Linked DNA regions of Homo sapiens: region 2 is linked to region 1. Evidence: read pairs that join two places in POLR2A ChIA-PET (ENCODE). Cell type or tissue: PC-9. All regions are shown on one strand.

Region 1 (8,000 bases):
CAAAGAGCTCAGGTAGTGTTTTTTTTCCCCCACAATACGTAGTGCTTTACTATTGACTGTCGCCCCCTAATTTAAACACATTTTTTACTCTAAACCAGTATGACTGGTAAATCCTCCCCCTAATTTTTTTTCTATGATCACAATTTAAGGTAGTTCCTCCTAGTTTTGTAAGTAAGTTGCTGTATACTAGAGTCACAAAAGGAGTTATTTTCTCGGCACCAAACCTTATTGTAAAGATTTGGCAACAGTTCTCCAGCTGTCTTTTGAACATATTGCTTATACTTTCCCAGTTTTAGGTTATTCTGTAAAGCACATTCCGTCATTTATTTTTTCATAGGAATTACGCCTGAGTTAGTATACAGTAGTCTTCTTCAGACTATAATTAAATATTTACTAATAAAATGCATTTAAGAAGAAAAATAATAGGAACAGAGCAAGATATTTCATCTTTTTATGAACTCAACAGGAGGAAAAGTTTGCCTTCTTTGTCAAGTTCTAGAAGTTAGCATTGATAAGTTATCCAAGAGATCAGAAAATCACGCTTACCATGAGTTAACCATTGTATGAATTCACCTTCTTACAAATCCTTCCCAAGAAATTAGAAACTAAAGTACATGGCCGGATGCAGTGGCTCACACCTGTAATCTCATCACTTTGGGAGGCTGAGGTAGGTGGATCATGGGGTCAAGAGATCAAGACCATCCTGGCCAACATGGTGAAACCCCATCTCTACTAAAAATAAAAAATTAGCTGGGCGTGATGGCACACACCTTTAGTCCCAGCTACTCAGGAGGCTGAGGCAGGAGAATCACTTGAACCCAGGAGGCGGAGGTTGCAGTGAGCCAAGATTGTGCCACTGCCCTCCAGCCTGGTTACAGAGTGAGACTCCATCCACCCCCTGCAAAAAAAAAAAAAAAAAACAAGAAAATGATGTACAACACCAACACTGAATATAGATAGATTGGGGGAAATCTGCTGTTCTATAATATTTTTTCTACATCTCATAAGATCATTTTTTTAATTCTTATTTTTATTTTATTTATTTTTCATACTCTCATTTTAGTGAGTGCTTGCTTGTGCTAGGTATTTTACTAGGCACTTTAAATATAACATTTCAGATAATCTTTTCAATAATTATTTGCAGAATGTATACCTATTATTATTAAAAGAAAACCAAGGCCCAGAAAGGTTAACTGAATAAGTAGTAAATAATAGCTACTATTTATTGAATATTTCTTAACTGTCCTTTATTGTGCAAAGCACTGTATGTATATATGTGTACATATATACGTGTATGTATATATGTGTATATATATAGATTATATGTATATATGTGTATACGTATAGATGTATATACATATGTATATATGTGTATACGTATAGATGTATATACATATGTATATATGTGTATACGTATAGATGTATATACATATGTATATATGTGTATAAGTATAGATGTATATACATATGTATATATGTGTATACATATAGATGTATATATGTATATACGTGTATGTATATATGTGTATACGTATAGATGTATATACGTATACGTATAGATGTATATACATATACGTATGTATATGTGTGTGTATATATATAATTTCATGTTATTTTCCACGTAAATCTTTGAAATAGTGTTACCAGATGAGATCAGGCACATTCAGGGTGGTATGGCTGTAGACTGAAAATAGTATTATCTACATTTTATAGCTGACTTTATAAACTTTTTTATTTTTTTTGAGACGGAGTCTCGCTCTGTCGCCCAGGCTGGAGTGCAGTGGCGCGATCTCGGCTCACTGCAAGCTCTGCCTCCCAGGTTCACGCCATTCTCCTGCCTCAGCCTCCCGAGTAGCTGGTACTACAGGCGCCTGCCACCACGCCCAGCTAATTTTTTGTATTTTTAGTAGAGACGGGGTTTCACCGTGTTAGCCAGGATGGTCTCGATCTTCTGACCTCGTGATCCACCCGCCTCGGCCTCCCAAAGTGCTGGGATTACAGGCATGAGCCACCGCACCCGGCCTTATAAACTTTTTTTTTTTTTTGAGAGGGAGTTTCGCTCTTTTTGCCCAGGCTGGGGTGCAATGGCGAGATCTTGGCTCACTTCAACCTCCACTTCCTGGGGTCAAGTGATTCTCTTGTCTCAGCCTGCCGAGTAGCTGGGATTGTAGGCGCCTGCCACCACACCTTGCTAATTTTGTATTTTTAGTAGAGGTGGGATTTCACTATGTTGGCCAGGCTGGTCTTGAACTCCTGATGTCAGGTGACCTGCCCACCTCAGCCTCTCAAAGTGCTGGGATTACAGGCATGAGCCACCGCACTCGGCCATAGCTGACTTTATGGAGTTCATTTCTTTTCTTCTATAATAACTGTTTCTAGAAGGTAATTGTAGTATTGTGTTGATTGCCAGCCAATCTGAATATGTAGCTTACTCCTTTTTTTAGGTAAAATCTTTTTTCTTCAAACTTTTTTTTTTCGGGCTGTGGATATATGATAAATAATGTACATACTTTATGTAATCAAAATAAATTGACCTCATTTAATAGCATTAAAGTAGTTTTGTTCTTTATCATTTGAAACCTGACATCTTTAAGTTGTTAAAGTTGCATGAACTTGAGCCCAGAAGTTGGAGAACAGCCTGGCCGAAATGGCAAGACACCACCTCTATAGATAATAAAAAATTAGCCAGGTGTGGTGGTGCACACCTATAGTTCTAGCTGTTTGGGAGGCCAGAGTTGGGAAAATCACTTGAGCCCTGGAAGTCAGGGTGGCAGTGAGCTATGATTGAGCTATTATACTTCAGGCTGGGCCGCAAAATGGGACCCCATCTCTAAGATATTAAAAAAAAAAAAAAAGTTACATGAGGCCGGGCGCAGTGGCTGACACCTGTAATCCCAGCACTTTGGGAGGCCAAGGCAGGTGGATCACCTGAGGTTGGGAGTTCTAGACCAGCCTGGCCAATATGGGGAAACTGTGTCTCTACTAAAAATACAAAAAAATTAGCCAGGCATGGTGGCGGGCACCTGTAATCCCAACTACTCAGGAGGCTGAGGTAGGAGAATCACTTGAACCCAGGAGGCAGAGGTTGCAGTGAGCCAAGATTGCACCACTGCACTCCAGCCTGGGCAGCAGAGTAAGACTCTGTCTCAAAAAAAAAAAAAGTTGCATGAAATTTTGTATGCTTTATGCTTTTTAAATTTTAGGTTATTTTAAAAGGATGGAAATAGAAATTCATATCAGGGAAAAATAGTTATAAAAATGAACATTTTTCATTTGGAGAGGAAGACTAAAAATCTTTTTTTTTTTTCTTTTTTTTTTTGAGACAGGATCTCACTCTGTTGCCCAGGCTAGAGTGCAGTGGTGCAATCTCAGCTCACTGCAACCTCAACCTCCTGGGCTCAAGCAGTCCTCCCACCTCAGCCTCCCAAGTAGCTGGGACCACAGGCATGTACCACCACACCCAGCTAATTTTTGTAATTTTTGTAGAGATGGGGTTTTGCCGTGTTGCCCAGGCTGGCCTCGAACTCCTAAACTCAGTCAGTCCACCTACCTCGGCCTCCTAAAGTACTGGGATTATAGGCGTGAGCCACAGCACCCGTCCAGAAACTAAAAATCTTGAATAGCCAAATTATATTGGGCATTGAACTTAGGTGTGCTGTCTCATGCCCCAGCCCCTGTCCTTCACCAGTAACACCTGATTTTTACCCTTAGACTAATGATGGAATAATATTCCAACAGTTATTAAAAGAAATACTTTTGTCTATGTCCTTATATTATGTGAGTTTTCCTCCAATTTGCATATTCATGGTTATATGAGGCCAAGATTATTCAGAATTACACTACTCTTTGCCAAGACGATCTGGTGGTAGAGTGGAGTAATAAATCAACACCCCCACACAGTGTTTCATATGTGTGCTCAGTTTTAGAGCACAAATTGTGCTTCTGTCTTATTTCTTCCTGACCCAAACTATGTAGTTCAGCCATATGTTAAGCTACATCTCAGCTGGGGCCATGAGCCAAGTGATTCTTTGGTTTAGTTTTCATTTTAAAAGATCTCTGAAGAGACATGATGCATAAAAGTGGTATTTTTACCTAGAAATTTGAGGATGATTTTTTTGTTTTGTTTGGTTTTGTTTTTGAGATGGAGTTTCGCTTTTGTTGCCCAGGCTGGAGTGCAGTGGCGCAATCTCAGCTCACTACAACCTCGGCCTCCCGGGTTCAATCGATTCTTCTGCCTCAGCCTCCCGAGTAGCTGGGATTACAGGCATGCACCACCACGCCTGGCTAATTTTTTGTATTTTTAGTTGAGATGGGGTTTCTCCATGTTGGTCAGGCTGGCCTCGAATTCTCGACCTCAGGTGATCCACCTCGGCCTCCCAAAGGGCTGGGATTACAGGTGTGAGCCACCGCGCCCGGCCTGAGGATGATTTTCAACCTGAATAATTAATGCCCCTTTGACTTTAGGATTCTTTTTTTGTTTTGTTTTGTTTTTTGAGATGGAGTCTCACTCTGTCACCCAGGCTGGAGTGCAGTGGCGCCATATCGGCTCCCTGCAACCTCCACCTCCCTGATTCAAGTGATTCTCTTGCCTCAGCCTCCCAAGTAGCTGGGATTATAGGCATGCGCCACCACACTTGGCTAACTTTTGTATTTTTAGTAGAGACAGGGTTTCACCATTTTGACCAGGCTGGTCTCGGATGCCTGACCTCAAGTGACCTGCCCACCTCAGCCTCCCAAAGTGCTGGATTATAGACATGAGCCACTGTGCCCGGCCGACTTTAGGATTCTTAACAAGCATGTAAATGCTTCTTAAAAGCTTTTCACTTTTTAATAATTTCCTCAGGATAGATGTACTAGGCACCTTTTTTGGACATACTGTTGATATGAGGTGATTTAGATACCAATTTTTCAGAAGGCTAGCTGATTTTCATCATTCAAAAAATGACTTCTTAATAAGGCAGGTTAAAATACACCTTGCCTCTCTTTTTCTGTGAATTTTTGCATTAAAGATAGATTATCAACCCTAGGGAATTATAAAAGTTTATAATTCCACTCAACACAGCTGTTCTTTTTTTTTTTTTTTTTTGAGATGGAGTCTCGCCCTGTCGCCCAGGCTGGAGTGCAGAGGCACGATCTCGGCTCACTGCAACCTCCACCTCCCCAGTTCAAGTGATTCTCCTACCTCAGCCTCCTCAGTAGCTGGGATTACAGGTGCGTGCCACCACGCCCAGCTAATTTTTTTTTTTTTTTTTTGTATCTTTAGTAGAGATGGGGGTTTCACCGTGTTGGCCAGGCTGGTCTTGAACTCCTGACCTCGTGATCTGCCTGCCTCAGCCTCCCAAAGTGCTGGGATTACAGGCGTGAGCCACCGCACCCAGCCTCAACATAGCTATTCTTGTATTACATATTACTTAGCAATTATTTATGTTTAAAGTTGCAATTACAGAGTATAGAACATTTTGGATTCTGCTGTATTTTGGTCTGTGTTTTTCTTTTGAATTGTGTCTGAGAAGAGGGGCAATTTCAAAATTAAGAGAGTAACAGATCATAGCCAAAATGTCCTTTTTGAATTGTCTTTGAAAACAAATCATTCTATTTTGTGTAAGTAAATGACCCTTATAACTCTGAGAATCTTATTTTCCTCTAGGTTAGAATCTGTATTTTTTAGATCAGTTTCATTACATTGTGCTAAAACATGTATATAACATAAAATTTACCATTTTATGTTTACATATAGTTCACTGGCATTAGGTACATTCATATTGTGCAGCCATCATCATCCATTTTCAGACCTTTTTCATCTTCCCATACTGAAACTCTGTACCCATTAAATGCTAACTCATTCTTTTTTACCCCCAGCCCCTGACAATCACCATTCTACCTTCTGTCTCTGAATTTTACTCCTCTAGCAACCCCATATAATTGGAATCATATAATACTTGTTCTGATGTGACTGGCTTATTTCACTTAGTATAATGTCTTCAAGGCTCATTTATGTTGTAGCATGTGTCAGAATTTTCTTCCTTAAGTCTGCATATTCCATTGTATGTACATACCACATTTTGTTTATTCATCTGTGGATGCACACTTGGGTTGCTTCCACCTTCTGGCTATTGTGAATAAGTTACAGTGTATCAGTTTTAAAGTAATTCTTAAAAGCAGTTTTTTTTTTTTTTTTTGAGATGGAGTTTCACTCTTTTTTGCCCAGGCTGGAGTGCAATGGCATGATCTCAGCTCACCGCAACCTCTGCCTCACAGGTTCAAGCGATTCTCCTGCCTCAGCCTCCCGAGTAGCTGGGATTACAGGCATGCGCCACCACACCCGGCTAATTTTGTATTTTTAGTAGAGATGGGGTTTCTCCATGTTGGTCAGGCTGGTCTCGAACTCCCGACCTCAGGTGATCTGCCTGCCTTGGCCTCCCAAAGTGCTGGGATTGCAGGCGTGAGCCACCGCGCCCAGCCAAAAAGCAGTCTTAAAGGTTTTTGTTTATATTTGTTGCTGTTACAGTACTTGAATATAGTTAATAAGAGCTTAGAAATTTATTTCTCAGCTACTTTTAGCTTTCAGTTTTATATTAATTGTATAAGACATAATAAAATCCCACCTAAGCAGATCTTGTTCTGTCATGACTTATTTTTGGGACATAATCATTTTATATTATTATTTTTGTAGAGATGGGGGTCTCACTATGTTGCCCAGGATGGCTTCAAACTCCTGGTCTCAAGTGATCCTCATGCCTTGCCCTCCTAAAGAGCTGGGATTACAGACATGAGCCACCATGCCTAGGTGCATCATTTTAAAACAATGTCGTCCTAGCTATTTTTATTGGGTGTAATATGAGTAAGTGTTTCTCATTTGTAGTATAAGAAATTATCATAATTCTTCAGCAATAATTAAAAAAACATGATTACTGCAGACAGTTTGGAAAATATAAGCAAGCAACCTTTACCTTGTGATAACAGCTTTTAACTTCTTGATTGTAGTCTTCTATCAATTCTTTTAGATGTGCGTATACATACTTATAAATATGGGATAATACAGTATAACTATTATTTAGTATATTATTAATACTTTCCTATCTCATTGAATATTTTCTTCCACGTTTAGTTTTTAGCATAAGTAATATCTCATCATATGTAAAATAATTTATTTGAATCAGTCATTGGACTTTTAGGTTGCTTTAAAATTTCATATAAACTCTGTTATATACATACGGGTAATTTGAAGGGTGTATTTTTAATATTTCTCTCCTTTTTGTGTTCTTAGAGAAAAAATAGAATTATTAATATAATAAACCTATACATTTAAATAATGAGTTTGGTCATCTGAACTTTTAATTAATTAAGTTCATGTGTTTGTATGTATTTATTCTTTTTCTTTAAGCAGGTTGGCAACATTGTACAAGTCACCCAGCCAGAAGGAATGCACAGTACTGTTTCAAATCAAAGTCAGTATTATTTGATTAGAGTGGGATTTTGATATTGATGGGCGGTAATTATCTAAAGAGAGAATTTACAACTTGCTTCTGTCAACTTCTGTAGGCAGCAAGCATATTTGAGGACAGCTTTTGATGCTTAGAACATTGTCCCCAAAATAGTAGTATATACAGAATATTGTAGTCACAAATGGACTGAAATTTATTCTTAAGAGCAGAGGAAATACTTATTTTGGGGTAGTGTGTTCCATGCCATATGTAATGTCAGGATATTAAAAATCTTTAAAGTGAAAGTTGTTGAAGATTTCCAGAAAAGAAAAAATACTAACATTACTTATTTTGGTCTGTAGGTATTATAGATCTATTGTAGCACCAAATATAGCCCACTTTAAGATGTTAATTCTTCTGTGAATTTACATCATAGAACACACATTTTTTGGCTGAAATATGCATATTTATCAATAGTGTTGAGCCAAATATATTTTTGGCATCTCTTTTTTTTTGAGATGGAGTCTCTGCGTCGCCCAGGCTGGAGTGCAGCGGTGCAATCTTGGCTCACTGCAG
Region 2 (8,000 bases), 150 kb before region 1:
TCAAGAGAGGAGTCCCAGGCAAGCCAGGAGAGGACCCAGCTTATTTCTTGCTTTCTTAATGAATTTGGAGAAATCTTGGCAGTTTGGGTCACTGGGCCCTTTGGGCTGACTCCATGAGTTTGTAACGTGGAATTGATATACTTACAAGACCAGTCAGTCTTGAAGGGGGAGTTTCAGAGGAAGTAAGGAGAGAATCCAGTTTCTTTGCTCTCTCTCGGACACTTATAAAGTCATCAGACAAAGTTTGAATAAATTCTTGACTGTTCCAGCAAGAGGCAAACTCTGTCTTAACCTGAAATGTGATACTTTCAAGGCAGTCTTTATACTGACTGGCAGCTGAAGAAACGGACCCTGTTGGAGAAAAGCGGAAGGTTACTGTCTGAATCCTTTATATTATTTCTCCTTTTTTCCTTTTTCCCTTTGTTTTTGTTTTTTCTGCCCCAATATGATGTGCAGAAATGAATCTTTTACATTATTAAAACAAACAAACAAACAAACAAACAAACAAAACATCCAAACCCACAAACCTATACCTATACTAAGGATTTTCCAAATTGTTAATAACTGAAATAAGGCCGGGTACGGTGGCTCACGCCTGTAATCCCAGCACTTTGTGGGAGGCCGAGGTGGGTGGATCACGAGGTCAGGAGATCAAGACCATCCTGGCTAACACGGTGAAACCCTGTCTCTACTAAAAATACAAAACATTAGCTGGGTGCGGTGGCGGGCGCCTGTAGTCCCAGCTACTCGGGAGGCTGAGGCAGGAGAATGGCATGAACCCGGGAGGCGGAGCTTGCAGTGAGCCGAGATTGCGCCACTGCACTCCGGCCTGGGCAACAGAGTGAGACTCTGTCTTTAAAAAAAAAAAAAAAAAAAATTACTGAAACAATCATTGATCTGAGACACAGCTCCTCATGGTATAAAAAATAATAGTCTCTAAACTTGGCCTCTAAACTTTACCAAAATAAAATAAACGGTGATTTTTTAAACCACAAATATATTGGAAGTAAGGCCACTAAAGAGAGGATATTTGATGCTGGTTGCATATGGTTGCAGGACTTAAGAACTATATAAAGTTTAAGCACAAGGTACTGTTTTAAGTTGCAAACTCTACAAAGCTCAATGTTTTTGTACTAAATTCAGTAGTGCTTAGAGGAGATGTAGCATTTGCATGGCTTTACCACTGCAGTTCTAACCAAAACCTCCTAACGGCTGCCCAATAATCACCACCACCATCACCCCGCCCCCTGGCCTACAATGGGATTACCCAGTTTTGGCCCTAAAGAAAAACCTTTGCACTATGACAACACAGCCACCAGCTCTGATACCACGGCTTGGCTTCCCAGAGACAATGGGCTGGGGCTGTAAGTCCTTCTCCCCAAACACTTCTCTTCCCTGTGATTACCTGGGCTGAGTGGAGTGCTGACACTGGTAGGTGCATGGTTTATTTTGGGTGTTTTGCATGAAGCTTCCTTAAAAGAGCTGTCTGGTTCATAGGAGATACTAGACAGGTCTTGAATATCCGTCAATGATCTAAAGAATTAAGAGCACACAGTAATGATGAGAAGATGACTAGAAAAATCAAACAATATATTCCTGAGAGGTACTTTTTAAGTATAATCTTAACAAAATTTGTATGTGGCAATAGGCCAGAATTAGAGAATATCTTAGAACATCTTATGTATCTTAAAGAGAATATTAGAGAACATATTTAAAAGAGATTGTAACTTTATTACCAAAGAGACTTTTTTTTGGCGGCAGGGACAGAGTTTTGCTCTTGTCACCCAGGATGGAGTGCAATGGCATGATCTCGGCTCACTGCAACCTCCGCCTCCCGGGTTCAAGTGATTCTCCTGCCTCAGCCTCCTGGGTAGCTGGGACTACAAGCGTGTGCCACCATGCCTGGCTAATTTTAGTATTTTTAGTAGAGATGGGATTTTACCATGTTGGCCAGGCTGGTCACGAACTCCTGATCTCAGGTGATCCGCCCACCTCAGCCTCCCAAAGTGCTGGGATTACAGGCATGAGCCACCACACCTGGCACCATAGAGACTTTCTTTGCTAGATACTGTAACTTTAAACATATCAGCAGCTAAAAATAAACTATTTCCATAGATGAAATATTCCATATTTCCAGGATATTTACGTGGAAAACAGATTTAATCTACCTTAAGCGTAAACTTATTATTATTATGATTATTATTATCATCACTACATTTCCTTGAGTGTAAGCTGCTATTAGTTATAAATCATATCACCAATTTGATAACAACTTTTTGGTGAAAGAAGCAGCATACTCACATTAAGTCTACACGTAAAAATGGAAAGATCCTTACAAACAAGAATATACTATTCCCTTAAAACCAAGACTTTACACAAGCATCCCTAGGCATTCTCTTTGGTGATCATACATGTCTTTCTCTTTCAGTTCCTTTGGTGACTCCTTTGATGTCTCTTCTTGTTCATCTTCAGTACTGTGAGAAAGAAAGTAAGAAAATTACATAAATCCCCTCTGTGAACAAAGTACACTAACTACTTGCTACAAGGAACCAGTTGATCAGCCCAGTGTGAGACGCAGAGGAAAGGGCACTAAGCTCAGGAGTAGAAAGTGTGAGTTCTGTGCCAGGCACGTTGGCTCACGTCTGTAATCCCAGCACTTTGGGAGGCCAAAGCGGGTGGGTCACGAGGTCAACAGATCGAGACCATCCTGGCCAACATGGTGAAACCCCGTCTCTACTAAAAATACAAAAATTAGCTGGGCTTGGTAGCACGTGCCTGTAGTTCCAGCTACTCGGGAGGCTGAGACAGGAATTGCTTGAACCCAGGAGGCGGAGGTTGCAGTGAGCTGAGATCGCGCCATTGCACTCCAGCCTGGGCAGCAAGAATGAGACTCCATCTCCAAAAAAAAAAAAAAAAAAAAAAAAAAGTGTGAGTTCTGGTTCTGGCTGTACTACTAGCTGCGAGTTCTCTGACATGTCTGGGCCTCATTTTTCTCTCCAGAGTTGAATAAATACTCTCTAAGGGTCAGCTCTGAAATCAGTTAAAGACTCTATACGACTGTGAGCAAATTCATGAGAAAATCAACAGAGCACAGGAACTTTGCTGGGAGGTAAGATATTGGAGCAAAGGGGCACAGCCATGAGGCCTCAGCACCTGTAAGAAGCTTCCTGGCATAGTGTACCAGGAGAGGCCAGAGAGGCTTGTACCAAAAAATGGCCAGAATAGTGAAGACAAACTTGACCTGTTTCTACTTTAACCAATATTTAAGATTCAATGTCAGTACTCACTGAACATTAACTATAAGGCAGATCCCATGCTAAATCCTTCCATGTTTTCACTTTTTTTTTTTTTTTTTTGAGATGGAGTCTCACTCTTGTTGCCCAGGCTGGAGTGCAATGGCGCGATCTCAGCTCACTGCAACCTTCGCCTCCTGGGTTCAAGTGATTCTCCTGCCTCAGCCTCCCAAGTAGCTGGCATTACAGGCATGCGCCACCACGCCCGGCTAATTTTCTGTATTTTTAGTAGAGACGGGGTTTCTCCATGTTGGTCAGGCTGATCTCAAACTCCTGACCTCAGGTGATCTGCCTGCCTCGGCCTCCCAAAGTGCTAAGATTACAGGTGTGAGCCACTGTGCCTGTCCTTCACATTTTTAATCCTTGCAAAAATCCTCTGAGACCAGTGATATAAATGAAAGATCATGGATTTGGGGTTGAGTTGTGACTTTATTAATTCTGTTACCAAAAATGTTTGTTTCTCCTTCTAAATAATACAACAGGACTTTTTGGCCCTCTTGATTTACATAAATGACCACAGAACTTGTTTTAACCAATAAAATATGAGTGAAAGTGATGAGTCACTTCTGGGCAGAAACTTTAACAGCCAGTACACAACTCACCGTGTTCCATTTTTCCTGCCTTAGCAATCAAGGAAGCACAAAAATGGGGCCTCCCTCAGCCTAAGTCTGATAGAAGGCAATATAGCACAGAACATTCCTGGCCAACCCATGAGCCATGGACATGAAGCAGGAGCAAAGAAGAAACTTGTTGTTTTAAACCACTAAAATTTGGGAGTTGTTTACTATATATAGCATAATCTAGTCTATCCTGACTGACTAGCTGAGTGACCTTAGAAAAAAATATTTAAACTCTCTGAACTTTGCTTTCTTTACTGGCAAATGGAGGCAATGGTATGTGCCTCACAGGGTTGTTATGTGGATTAAATCAGACAATGAAACAGAGTGCCTGGCATATGCTAGATATTTAGGAAATACTAGCTACAATAATTATAATTAAGGAAACTGAGGCCCAGAGAGAATAAAATAAATTGAATGTTATTGTGCCAGATACGTTATAACAATTATGAATTTTTTAAACTTTTCTTTTGAGATAATTGTAGATTCACATGCAATTGTAAGAAATACACTTTACTGGCTGAATGCGGTGGCTCACGCCTGTAATCCCAGCACTTTGGGAGGCCGAGGCAGGTGGATCACCTGAGGTCAAGAGTTCGAGATCAACCTGGCCAACATGGTGAAACCCCATCTCTACTAAAAATACAAAATTAGCCAGGTGTGGTGGCACATGCCTATAATTCCGCTACTTGGGAGGCTGGGGCAGGAGAATCACTTGAACCCGGGAGGTGGAGGTTGCAGTGAGCTGAGATCACGCCACTGCAGTGAGCTGAGATCACGCCACTGCAGTGAGCTGAGATCACACAACAAGAGTGAAATTCTATCTCAAGAAAAAGAAAATACACTTTACCCACTTTATCCCAGTGGTAACATCTTGCAAATCTATAGGACAGTATCACAACCAGGATATTGACATTGATACAGTCAAGATACAGAACATTTCTACTACCACAAAGATATTTCTGGTTTACAGCTATGCCTGCTTCCCTCCTTTCCCCACCCCTTCCTTAACCCCTGGCAACCACTCATCTGTTCTTTATTTTTATAATTTTGTCATTTCAAGAATGTTATATTAATGGAATCACACAGTAAATAACTTTTTGGGATTGCTTTTCCTACTCAGCATAATTCTCTGGAAATTTAGCCAAGTTGTTGCATGTATCAATAGTTTATTTCTTTTTACTGCTGAGTAGCAAGCACTCAATGGTATGGATGTACCAAAGTCTGTTTAATCATTTACTTGGTGAAGGACATCCGGGTTTCCAGTTTGGAGGTATTATGGATAAATTTGTTATAAACGTTCCTGTATGTATTTCTGTGTAAATGTAAATTTTCATCTCTCTGGGATAAATGCCCAGGAGTTATATTATTACTTTAAGTTCCTATTGTCAACATTCTCAGTAAGGATTCTTATCCCTGCTTCACAGATGGGAAAATAGAATAGAGGGGTTGAGAACCTTGACAAGGTCACATGAACAGAAAGTCAGAGTCAGATCTAAGTAAAGGTGATGACTCAATCCCTCAAATTCTACTGCACAAGTCCTAACACAGCTAAGCTGCCCAAAGCTAACTTTTATAAGATAGTAGCTAATACATCTGAAGACAAGCAATATATAAACACGGAGCATTATCACCATTTAACATTGCATCTATGAGTTTGAAACTGCATAAGATAATAATAGCCCATACCTTCGTACAGGTTGAAATTGAGACCTGGGCAAAATCTCAGCATTCTTTCCAAGAATTTTTCTCATTTGGAACTTTTCCTCACCTGAAAGAATAAAGTTAAAAATATATATATATATTTTTTTTTACTGAATCTTTGTCAACCCAAATTATTGTCACCATTCCCTAGAATGTCCCTTGGTCTGGTCCAGAATTAGAAATAATCTGGATAAACAAAGTGCTGCCCTAATTGGGTTTGGATTGAGTGCTGTAGAAGAGGTTTTTGCTCTGAAAGTTTATTTTCCTTGCTCAGAGCACAGAACTATATTCTGACACTCAGAATACAATCAAGCTATTTACTGGCCTTTCAGTTATAACCACAGTTATTTCTGAAGACAAATGTTGTTTTGTCTTTTTAAGAAGGCAAACTGACCCGGTTCCTGTCAACAGACGCCAGGGGGCGTTGAAAACAAGAACTGTTTGTTAACTAAACAGCCCCGAACTCTAACTATGCCACTTGGCCATCAAACACTAGGTGTGGGCGTGGGCGTGGGCGTGGGGTCTTGAGTACTGAGGAGCTAATTCAACTGTCTTCTGTTCTTCTTGGCATCAAGTTATCTGAAGTTACTCCTCCCCAGTTCTCAGTAAGATGCTTTGCTCCAGGCAGGCAGGGCCAGTATCCATTTTCCTTCCCACCACTGTACTGTCCTAGTTAATAAAGAAGGGGGCAGATGGAGCATCCAGCCCTGTTTCCAAATGCCTATGACTCCCCCACCCCCATCCCATTCCTTAGGTCCAGGTGGTCTGGTAGACACTAAGAAGGCCCATCAGAACAATGCCACCTTTCACAGCTACCAAGGAGCTCTGAAACCCCACCAGTGGAGAGACATTGGGGGTTCCTCTTCCTCTGACCCTTTTAAAATGATAAATATCCAGAAAGCATAAACTAATTCCTAAGAAGCAACATTTAGAGCTTAGAGACTTTAGAGTCCGACCCTCTCCTTTACTTTATACCAGGGGAAAGTAGGGCCCTGGGGTGAAGTGACTTGCTGAAGGTTATGCAGAAAAAGTCAGTGGCAGAATGGGTCTTGGAACCTAGCATGCTGCATCCTGTACCCCTGTTGTGTCCTCTCATGTGGAAGGGGATATATATCAGAACAGTAGAAGGAAAAGGGGGCAGAGAGGGGCAGAAAGAAGTGAATGGAGTAGAAATCAGAGACTTTTTCACATACTTCATGTGTCTGTATTAAACTAGCTCTGGTTATCTGACCTGTCTGCCCTAAACTTTTCCATCCCACTCAACTCACCTCCACATACAAGTTAAGTGGCCACATACAAGGCAGGTCCAAAAAAGAGGCTCTGCAGGAAGAGGTGGGTGGCCCAAGGCTCTGGAGACTTTTAATACATATTATGCTGAGACTTTAAGTAAAAGTTGATCTAAAAGCTTACAGCTTCTTAAAATGCTCCCAACTCTGGCAGGGGCCTTCACAAGGTTACAGTTGGAAGCTGGAGTATGCAGTGGAAGAAGGGAGTAAGTTCATAACACTACGCTGTTTGGGTTTAGACGGTTGAGACATGACCATGGATAGCTACACAGGTTGGTAGGTGGATAACTCTACTTTTAAAATAGATGAGTACATACCTTAAAAGAACAAGAGTACACAATTTTAAAAATGTAACAAAGCCAACAGTTAACTTATATCTGTCTGGTGCCACATCCCTGGCTACTGATCCAAGGCTACCTTCTCATCTAAAAGAAAGCCCCTGCTAAGTTATATAGAACCCAAGGCCTCCCAAGTGGTAGATGTTAAGTTGAATCTGCATTGTTAACTGTTACTAACTCTTTGCTAAGATGCTAAGCAAGCAAAGGAAAATGCTGGTGACACTGCCTTCTGGGGAGAAGAAATACATGAAAACCTAGTTCTAATTTTGTTATGTTAATAACTAGCTATGTAGCTTGGGCAAATCCCCCAGGTCAGCTTAGCAAAGATAACTGCACTTGCTATGTGGCACACCAAGGAGCCTGAAAGCTTGAGAGACCAAAGGGGGAAAAAGCAGTGACTACAACAACATTTGCTATAAAAATGCAAGGGGAGGTATAAATAATACAACACGTGGATGTCATGAGGTTGGTGAGGAGGAAGGGATTTGTTCTATTGAGGAGAAATCATTGAACCTTGGTTTTCTCAACCATATAATGAAAGGTTTGGACGAGGCTGTCCCTCAGGATCCCCCCAGCTCTAAACATCTGTGATCCAACAGAAGAAATTTAAGGGAAGTGATTCTCAAGGAATCTTCCCTAAGGGCTTATTACCAGAGACTTGAGGTTGGGCAAATGCACCTTGTATTCCTTCAAAGTCCTCTTCTATGGGACTCGAGGTCTAAAAAAGAACAAAAGAAAAGCAAAGAAAGGAGGTTCACTGGA

Evidence for each region. ChIA-PET counts read pairs that join two places held together with the same protein. Peaks named below come from ENCODE experiments on the same cell type or tissue, not always from the same donor. Only the 100,000 strongest peaks of a DNase experiment are listed, where the experiment ranks them.
Region 2: POLR2A ChIA-PET joins it to region 1 with 11 read pairs; 3 of 35 experiments call an interaction of 5 or more read pairs at or near these places.

Annotation. Positions count from the first base shown.
Region 1 is chr17:58,725,097-58,733,096 of GRCh38, forward strand. It overlaps RAD51C (RAD51 paralog C), which reads left to right. Exons shown (of 9, transcript NM_058216.3): 8 at 7,388-7,448. All of the region lies in intron 1 of LOC105371843 (a long non-coding RNA gene), which reads right to left. Among named protein-coding and RNA genes, the nearest start is that of PPM1E, 27 kb to the right of the region's middle. In PC-9, no CTCF peak of the experiment used is centred here; no DNase peak of the experiment used is centred here.
Region 2 is chr17:58,571,776-58,579,775 of GRCh38, forward strand. TEX14 (testis expressed 14, intercellular bridge forming factor) reads right to left here. Exons shown (of 32, transcript NM_031272.5): 20 at 7,890-7,956; 21 at 5,600-5,681; 22 at 2,412-2,474; 23 at 1,406-1,533; 24 at 146-351. It overlaps LOC107985048 (a long non-coding RNA gene), which reads left to right and starts at 1,998. Exons shown (of 3, transcript XR_001752952.2): 1 at 1,998-2,488; 2 at 3,001-3,109; 3 at 7,055-8,000. In PC-9, CTCF peaks have their summits at 6,050 (motif pointing right) and 6,249; DNase peaks (open chromatin) are centred at 3,886 and 6,036; H3K27ac peaks cover 1,120 bases.